Regions from separate parts of the Homo sapiens genome. Here region 1 is linked to region 2. Evidence: chromatin contacts called from ENCODE Hi-C or POLR2A ChIA-PET data. All regions are on one chromosome and are shown on one strand. The core of a region is the stretch at or near the end of the contact, and the rest is flanking DNA. Distances in the headings are between cores, read along the strand shown. Region 1 holds the start of LINC01480 (long intergenic non-protein coding RNA 1480). Region 2 overlaps LTBP4 (latent transforming growth factor beta binding protein 4).

Evidence for each region. A loop is a pair of places that touch in the nucleus more often than their neighbours do. ChIA-PET counts read pairs that join two places held with the same protein, here RNA polymerase II (POLR2A). Pooled maps may share reads with other maps.
Region 1: a loop to region 2 is called in a pooled map, with 3 times the contacts of the local background. The contact joins the promoter of LINC01480 here to the enhancer-like site in region 2. A Hi-C loop is called at or near these places in 1 of 168 maps with a recorded cell type or tissue (natural killer cell), 1 of 37 single-sample maps with no recorded cell type and 7 of 50 pooled maps. POLR2A ChIA-PET finds 5 or more read pairs at or near these places in 3 of 52 experiments (CD4-positive, alpha-beta memory T cell, activated CD4-positive, alpha-beta memory T cell and activated CD8-positive, alpha-beta memory T cell).

The regions. Positions count from the first base shown.
Region 1 is chr19:41,533,276-41,537,512 of GRCh38, forward strand. It overlaps LINC01480 (long intergenic non-protein coding RNA 1480), which reads left to right and starts at 2,223. Exons shown (of 3, transcript NR_110724.1): 1 at 2,223-2,326; 2 at 2,439-2,508; 3 at 3,326-3,629.
Region 2 is chr19:40,611,979-40,616,356 of GRCh38, forward strand. LTBP4 (latent transforming growth factor beta binding protein 4) reads left to right here. Exons shown (of 30, transcript NM_001042545.2): 14 at 1-6; 15 at 95-214; 16 at 1,087-1,218; 17 at 1,426-1,551; 18 at 1,938-2,060; 19 at 2,337-2,468. Among named protein-coding and RNA genes, the nearest start is that of LTBP4, 13 kb to the left of the region's middle. RefSeq lists enhancers at 1,927-2,474, 2,696-2,975. Within about 2 kb of position 1,338, at least 36 of the 41 ENCODE cell types and tissues checked have a DNase peak (open chromatin) inside an H3K27ac peak, as active enhancers do; they include natural killer cell, where a contact is called at or near this core.

The sequences.
Region 1 (4,237 bases), core at 973-3,472, 920 kb after region 2:
CTTAGAATAATGGCTTCCAGTTCCATCCAACTTGTTGCAAAGGACATTATTTTGTTCCTTTTTATTATCAAGTATTATTCCATGGTGTACCACATTTGCTTTATCCACTCGTTCGTTGATGGGCACTTAAGTTGGTCCCATATCACTGCAATTGCGAATCGGCTGCTATAAACATCCATATTCTTGTGTCTTTTTTATGGAATAACTTCTTTTCCTTTGGGTAGATAGCCAGTAATGGGATTGCTGGAATGAATGGTCTACTTTTAGTTCTTTAAGGAATCCCCATACTGTTTACCATAGTGGTCGGACTAGTTTAAATTCCCACTAGCAGTGTCAAAGTGCTCCCTTTTGACCACATCTATGCCAACATCTATTGTTTTCTGACTTTTAAATTATGGGCTTCTAGCAAGATTAAGATAGCATCTCATTGTGGTTTTGTTGTGGGATTTAGGAGGATGAGAGAGAGGCTTTGGGTTAAAACAGGAGAATCTTTTATTGAGTGCTCTCAGGCCCAGCAGACTCACGTCCAAAGACAGGGCCTGGAACAAAGACAGCACTTGACTTTTATACACACTTCACAAAAGGGGGTGGGCCAGCTTGAAGCAAGCTTACAGTGGTGTGAAAGCAGGGATACAGAGGCAGGAAAAAGACAGTTAATCAAATTGTAACAGGTTCATAACTCAGGATTGCACATAACTGTTGCTATGCAACCCAGATGTCTATTATCTAGGTTTTGCTCTAAAGAGGCTTGCATTGGTTTATCTTCACTATGGTGCCTAGAGAGCTGTAGTTCAGGCCTGCTCAGGCTTCTCATGACCTTTGCCATACTTCTTAGATAAAACAGAATACTTGAAGTTACTAGTTAAAGAGAACAAGAATCTATAAACTCATACCATAAAACAAAGGAAAATTTGTTTTTCTTCTCCCTACATTGAAGGAGTGCTGGAAGAGTCTCCAGAATACAATAAATAATATTATCAAGACTTTTCCTGGGTCTGGGCTGTGCCTGTTGCTGCCTCTGGGACAAGTTAGCTTAATACAAGAAAGCTTATTTCCCTTTCTTTTTAATTTTATTTTTCTTTAATTTCCCACCTCAGTTTTACTTTGCATTTCCCTGAGAATTTTTAATAAGTAAAATACTTAGAAATATACTTAACCAAGTAGGTTAATGTAAGTTTCCTACAAGGAAAACTACAAAATAGTGCTGAAAGAAATCACAGTTGACACAAACAAATGGGAACACATTATAAGCTTATGAATAGGTAGAATCAATATTGTGAAAGTGACCATACTCTCCAAAGCCATCTACAGAGCAGTAGAATTCTCATCAAAATATCATCATTCTCCTTCCCAGAACTAGAAAAAAGAATCCTAAAATTTATACAAAACCAAAAACGTGACCGCATATCCAAAGCAATACTTTGCAAAAAGAACAAATCTGAAGGCAGGCTTTAAATTATACTACAAGGCTACAATCACCAAAATAGCATGATACTGGTATAAAATATGCACATAGAGCAATAGAACAGAATAGAGAACCCAGAAATAAAGCCAAATGCTTACAGACAACTAATCTTCAACAAAGTACACAAAAACATTAATTGGGGAAAGGATACTTTATTCAATAAATGGTGCAGGAAGTATAAAAATAGGCACATAGAGCAATGGAACAGAATAGAGAACCCAGAAATAAAGCCAAATGCTTACAGACAACTAATCTTCAACAAAGTATGCAAAAACACTAATTGGGGAAAGGACACTTTATTCAATAAATGGTGCAGGAAGTATAAAAATAGGCACATAGAGCAATGGAACAGAATAGAGAACCGAGAAACAAAGCCCGGTACTTTCAGTCACCTGATCTTTAACAAAGCATATAAAAACTTCCATCTAAGACCTGAAAGTCTAAAAATGCTACAAGATAGCATCCAAAAAGCTTTTCTAGACATTGGCTTAGGCCAAGTAGTCATGACTAATGCCCCAAAAGCAAACGCAAAAATATAAAAATAGAATAAGATCAATAGGACCTAATGAAACCGAAAATCTTCTGCAAGGCAGAAGAAATATCAGCAGGGTAAACACACAACCCACAGTATAGGAAACAGTAGTCACAAACTAGGCATCTGACAAAGGACTAATGTCCAGACTCCAAAGGAACTGAAAGAAATCAGCAAGAAGAAAAGGTGCCATTTACCACCTTCCTGACTCATTGGCCAGAACCAATGTTAGTGGAATTAACATATGCCCCACCCCAAGTGACTTCTAAAGGGCTAACTCACCACAAGGGAGTCAGAGCAGATCTTGGACTGAGACCTACAGGACACAGGTACTGCTTTTTCTCTTTTATTTGTTTTAAATTTTATTTATGTTTTTAGATCAAATAGTTCAGATTGCATTGGTTTTTAATCTGCTGTTGTTGGATTAACATATGCTTTAAGCGACTCTTAAATAGGTGGCTCACCAGGAGAAAGGCATAGCAGAACCTGGACTGAGACCTACGGGAGACAGGTATTGCTTTTTCTCTTCTAATCATTTTAAATTTAATTTACCATCTTTCATCAAATAGCTCCGATCATATCATTATTTTTTCTTTTCTGTTTTGTTGGTGGTTTTATTGGTGGAGTTTTATTTTACTATTTTAGAAAAGCAGTCTTTTAAAAAAGACTTTTAAAAAGTTTTATTACTCTTTTTTTTAAAAAAATTATGTTTTCCCTTGATGTGCTTATTTCCTTTATAAAGATCATCACCATTAAATTACTAGGAGATACTGCGGCTGATTTTGTCATGCGTGAGATAAGAAATTTTTTGCCAAAGCAATTAGTGATGAGTGCAATGGAAAAATCCGTGATGATCTTTTAAGATGATTAACTTTCTAATCCAGAAAATGCTGCTGTTTGTACTGAACAAAATAGCTTTATTTTTATATGACCAGGGGTACATAAAATGCTTCAAAACAACACATAATTTGGCAAAAATACTATGTCTTGCCAGCCAGAAGAATAAGTGTGGTTTTATTTCTATGTATATGTCTAGTACCATGCCTGCACTAGAGTTGGGAAATTTTAAAAACATCACCTATTGATACAGAAGAGAAGTGCTGGGAAGGGAAGGGCATGGTCCCTTTGAATGATACAGAAAAGGTGAAGGAAAGTGATGGGTAGAGGAGGCCGGGGTCCCTGGCTAGGGCTCCAAACCTGGGCTTGTGCCCCTGGACCTAGATGAGGACAGGCATTTTTGTTTTCCTGACCAAATGTTGCATTTCCCAAGATCACCCTGGCCCACCATGCCCTATCCTGTGCCTAAAAAAACCCTGGGACCCTAGCAGGCAGACACACAGGAGGTTGGACGTCGAGAGGAGCACATCAGTGCAAGAACACATGGGTGGCTGCCACTTCTCTCCCTTTCCTGAGAGGGAAAAACTCTCGACGCTGAGAGGAATCCACCAACAGGCACCAGCACTCTGGCAGGCCACCGACCAATGGATTGACATAGAGTTTGGCTGGGGCAGCCAGAGGAGAGCCTGGGCCGCTGAATAACCCGACTTCAGGGGAAAACTATTCTCCCTTTTGGCTCCCCCATCTGCTGAGAGCTACTTCCACTCAATAAAACCTTGCACTCATTCTCCAAGACCACGTGTGATTTGATTTTTCTGGTACACCTAGGTAACAACCGCGGGATACAGAAAGCCCTCTGTCTTTGGGTTAAGGAATGGGTCTAATTGAGCTGGTTACCACAAAGCCACCTATAGATGGCAAAACTAAAAGAGCACATGGTACCACATGTCCACTGGGGCTTCAGCAGCTGTAAACATCTACCCCTAGATGCTGCCATGGGGTTGTAGCCCCACAACTTGCCAGTCTGTATGCTTCCCTAGAGGTTTGAGCAGCGGAGTACTAAAGAAGCAAGCCACACCCCCACTCCACCTCCTGTGAGGGGGACAAGGAAACTTTTCCCATTTCAACTGGTGGCTCGTCTGGGATCTCGGAAGGTGAGTGTGAGTGAATGGGAAACTGTTGGGCCTGCCTTTCTTCCAAAACTCTGCCACTTCTCTCCCTTTCCTGCAGGTAAAAGACTCTGTTTTCCTTTCATCTCTTTTCTCTCTCACACATTATTTGAAATGGATCTTATCTCTTCCTTTATAATGTTAAGAGTTTTGCTACAGGCTGAGGCAATGTTACTAAGTAAAATGAGCATTTGGCTCAGCCGCCAAAGGTGCAAATCAGACCAATTTTTCCTA
Region 2 (4,378 bases), core at 88-2,587:
GCGAGGGTGAGGCCGGGGAGGGAGGGAGGAGTGTGGATGGGTGAGGGGGGAGTTGGACCACTTCTTCAAGGCCACCCTCTCCCCTGCCCCCCAGATGTGGATGAGTGTGAGAACCACCTCGCATGCCCTGGGCAGGAGTGTGTGAACTCGCCCGGCTCCTTCCAGTGCAGGACCTGTCCTTCTGGCCACCACCTGCACCGTGGCAGATGCACTGGTGAGACCAGGCCCTGGCTGTGACCTTGGGCCTGCATCATGACCCCCGACCCTTGACCCAGATCACAACTATGACCTGGCCGTAACCTCCTGACCTGGACCTCAGTCCCTCAGTCCCCAGAGCCTGTGACTCCTGACCCTGACCTGGACCACAACTCTTGACCCTGAATGTGACTCCTGAGACCCAACTTGACAGTAACATTTGACCCTAACCATCACCCTTGATGATAGTCCCTGCCCATACCCTGATAGCAATTGTGACCCTCATGACTCTGGCCCTGAATGTGACCTATAACTCCTGAATTTGACTGTGACATTTGACCCTAATCATAACCACTAACCATAGCACTGACCATAACCTTGACTGTGTGACTCTTGGTCCTATCTCTTTCACAGCCCCTGCCTCTTCTCAGAATCCCTTCTCTGGAACCTGGTTGGGTTCATAATCCCTGACCCTGGCCCCTGACTTGAGGCAGAATTCTGGACCCTGACTATAACTTCTGATCCTAACTGGATTCAGATTCCAGTCACTAACTCTGACCCATGGCTCAGCCGAATCCCATCCAATGATCCTAGTTTATAATACTTGACTGGTCCCTTGCCCTAGTTGATTTCTGATCCCTGTCTGATCCCTCTCCTGACTCCAAAATCCTGGCACAGGTAGTTCCTAGAAACCTAGACCCACAGGACTTGCAACCATGGTCCCCGGAACCCGAGAACCTTGGTCAGCCCTACCCACCTCTGCCATAGAGCCCTCCCCCAGCCTCCAACTCATGAGACTTCCCACCACCTCCCCCAGACACCCTACTCCAAGGGGATTGGTCGGGTGTGTCCCGAGACTGGACCCTTTCTGAACACCCCCACCCCCCACAGATGTGGACGAATGCAGTTCGGGTGCCCCTCCCTGTGGTCCCCACGGCCACTGCACTAACACCGAAGGCTCCTTCCGCTGCAGCTGCGCGCCAGGCTACCGGGCGCCGTCGGGTCGGCCCGGGCCCTGCGCAGGTGAGCAGCATAGGGACCCGCCAGAGAGTCTGGGAGTAGGGCCTGGGTTCCAGGGCAAAGCCGGCTGGAAAGGTGGAGGCGGGACCAAGGCGCTGTGGGAGGAGCTTAGAAACCTGGCATTGGTGGGGGCGGGGTTACTGCGATGTGGGCGGAGCTTGTCTGGGAGGCCGGGTCCCGTGACTCCGCCCAATCTCCCGCGTACCCTAGACGTGAACGAGTGCCTGGAGGGCGATTTCTGCTTCCCTCACGGCGAGTGCCTCAACACTGACGGCTCCTTTGCCTGTACTTGTGCCCCTGGCTACCGACCCGGACCCCGCGGAGCCTCTTGCCTCGGTTCGTACCCGGGCTGATCCTGGCCCCGGAAAGGGTGGGCTTAGGGCAGGAAAAGGCGGGACGGGGAGAAGAGGGCGAAAAGGGGAAAACGAGTTTTTAGCCGGGGTATTCCAGCAGGATCAGGGGGCAGCTGGTGGGAGTCTCGAGGCAGTGAGGGGGGGCGGGGCGTGGAGATGAAAGGGCCGAGTCTGGGTATTTGGACCGTGATTGTAAAGAAGCTGTTCTAAACCCGTCGGGGGGCGGTGTTTGCAGGGAGGGAAGTAGCGTGAGGCAGGTTGGGGAAGGCGTGAGAGGCCTAGGAGAGCCGAGGGGCGGTGGAGGGGTGTGGCCTAGAATGTTAGGCGGAGCGGGAGGTGGGCCGGGCCTTCGGACGCCCTGTCCCGCAGACGTTGACGAGTGCAGCGAGGAGGACCTTTGCCAGAGCGGCATCTGTACCAACACCGACGGCTCCTTCGAGTGCATCTGTCCTCCGGGACACCGCGCTGGCCCGGACCTCGCCTCCTGCCTCGGTGAGAGGCCCCGCCCCGGCCTGATCCCTCCTCCCTTCGACTCCCCGACTCGCCGATTGGCCTCCCACCTCTGTCTTTCCTCCTCCGCTTCTCCCCTCCCCTTACCTCTTTCCCCCGCCTCCTCTCCTAGCCTCCCCAACTCTCCTCTACCCCAATCTTCTCCTGCCCTCTCCTCTGCTTCCCCGGCCTCCCCCTTCTGACTCTCCTCTCCCCTCTTTGTATCCCCCATCTTGCCTCCCTGCTTCCCACATCCGACCACCCGACCTCTCTCCTCAGACGTGGACGAATGTCGCGAGCGAGGCCCAGCCCTGTGCGGGTCGCAGCGCTGTGAGAACTCTCCCGGCTCCTACCGCTGTGTCCGGGACTGCGATCCTGGGTACCACGCGGGCCCCGAGGGCACCTGTGACGGTGAGCCTGCCCCCACCCGCCTTCGCTAGCGCTTGCAACGCGGTGCTGGAGGCTGCTCCCTTGGGGACTGAGGAGGGGCGCCCTGCTTCCCAGACTTAGGCGGAGGGAAAGAACACCCTCTCACCGTATCTCTGTAGTGGAAATAAGCCGCCACCGTGTCCATGTATTTTCTTGTGTCAGGATCACGGCCAAGCCTCCCTTCCAGCCGCAGTCCATTCCCCCTCTGCAGCTGAAGCCCGGTCCACATTTTAGGCTATGCCCCCAGTAAGACACCGCCCCAAAACTGTTAGGCCCCGCCCCTTCCAATCGGCCTCTGGATTAAAACCCCCTCTTCAGGCCCCTTCTCTTCCTAACAGAAGTTTGGACGTGCCCTTTCCGCGCCCTCCACCAGTCCTACTTCCAGCCTTCCCTCCAAAGAGGCCCAATCCCGGTGGCCCTAGGCCCCATTCTTTCCCAATGAGAAATTCCCAAGGTGAAATTCTCCTAGCATTGGCCCCCGCCCGTTTAAGCTCTGCCCTTCCTTGGTCTCTCTAGACAGGGCTTTCCATTCGCTCGGATGGCTCCAGTCTCTCGAACACTTAGGCCCTCCCTTCCTATCTTTGCTCCGCCCACAGACCCGCCCCTTGCCTTTTCTTACTTTCCAGGCCTTCCCTCCCGCCCCGCTCTTTCACCCCTCCCGGGTCAGGCTCCAGCGAGGCAGGAGGGTGGGGCTAATCTTCCATACAGTATATATTTTTTTGTGTCGGCGGGGGGGGGGGGGCGGTGATGGTGTGTGAGTCCGCATCTTGTGGAACACATGAAACAAAACATCTGTGGGCTGCCGTTGACTCTGCTAGACCTCTGACTCATGGAAATCTAGCTTCATAAGATCTCATTCATTAATTCCACAAGAATTCACTAAGCACCTACTCTATGCCAGCGTCTGGAAAAGGTAATAAGAGCAACAGGAAATAAGTCATATAAAAACCCCTGCCTTCCTGGAGTTATTGTGGGGTAATAAATATGTAAATAAATTCAAGATTTATACAGCAGGCCAGGAGCTGTGGCTCATGCCTGTAATCCCAGCACTTTGGGAGGCCAAGGCGGATGGATCACGAGGTCAGGAGATCGAGACTAGCCTGGCCAACATGGTGAAACCCCGTCTCTACTAAAAATACAAAAATTAGCTGGGCATGGTGGCATGCGCCTGTAGTCCCAGCTACTCAGGAGACTGAGGCAGGATACTCGCTTGAACCCGGGAGGCGGAGGTGGCAGTTGAGCCGAGATCGCGCCACTGCACTGCAGCCTCGGCGACAGAGTGAGATTGTCTCAAAAAAAAAATTTATACAACAAAAAACTGGGGGGCACCTTACTATATGTTGGGCACTGGAGATGTAGCAAGGAACAAAATAGACACAAATCCCTGCTATTGTAGAGTTTGTATTCTAGAGAGGCGACAGTTGGCATACCAATAAATACATACGTATAACATCAGGTTTAGGAAGGAAAACAAAGCAAGACAAATGGGACAGAGATGACAGAGCAGTGGATGGAGGAGTGCTAGGAGGGCTTGACCTAGACACCAGACAGAAGCGAGGGAGGCAGCCATGCAGAGAGCTGAGGGGAGACTGTTCCTGGCAGAGGGAAGAGCCAGTGCAAAGGCTCTGAGGCAGGACCATGCTTTTGAGAAATGGCAGTGAGGACTTGAGAGTTATCAACTATGCTAGGTGTGGTGGCACAAGCTTGTAATCCCAGCTACTCAGGAGGCTAAGGTGGGAGAACTGCCTGAACCCGGGAGGTTGAAGCTCCAGTGAGCCATGATCCTGTCACTACACTCCAGCCTGAGCAACAGAGCAAGACCCCATTTAAAAAAAAGAAAAAAAAGCTGGATGGGGTGGCTCATGCCTATAATCCCAGCACTTTGGAAGGCT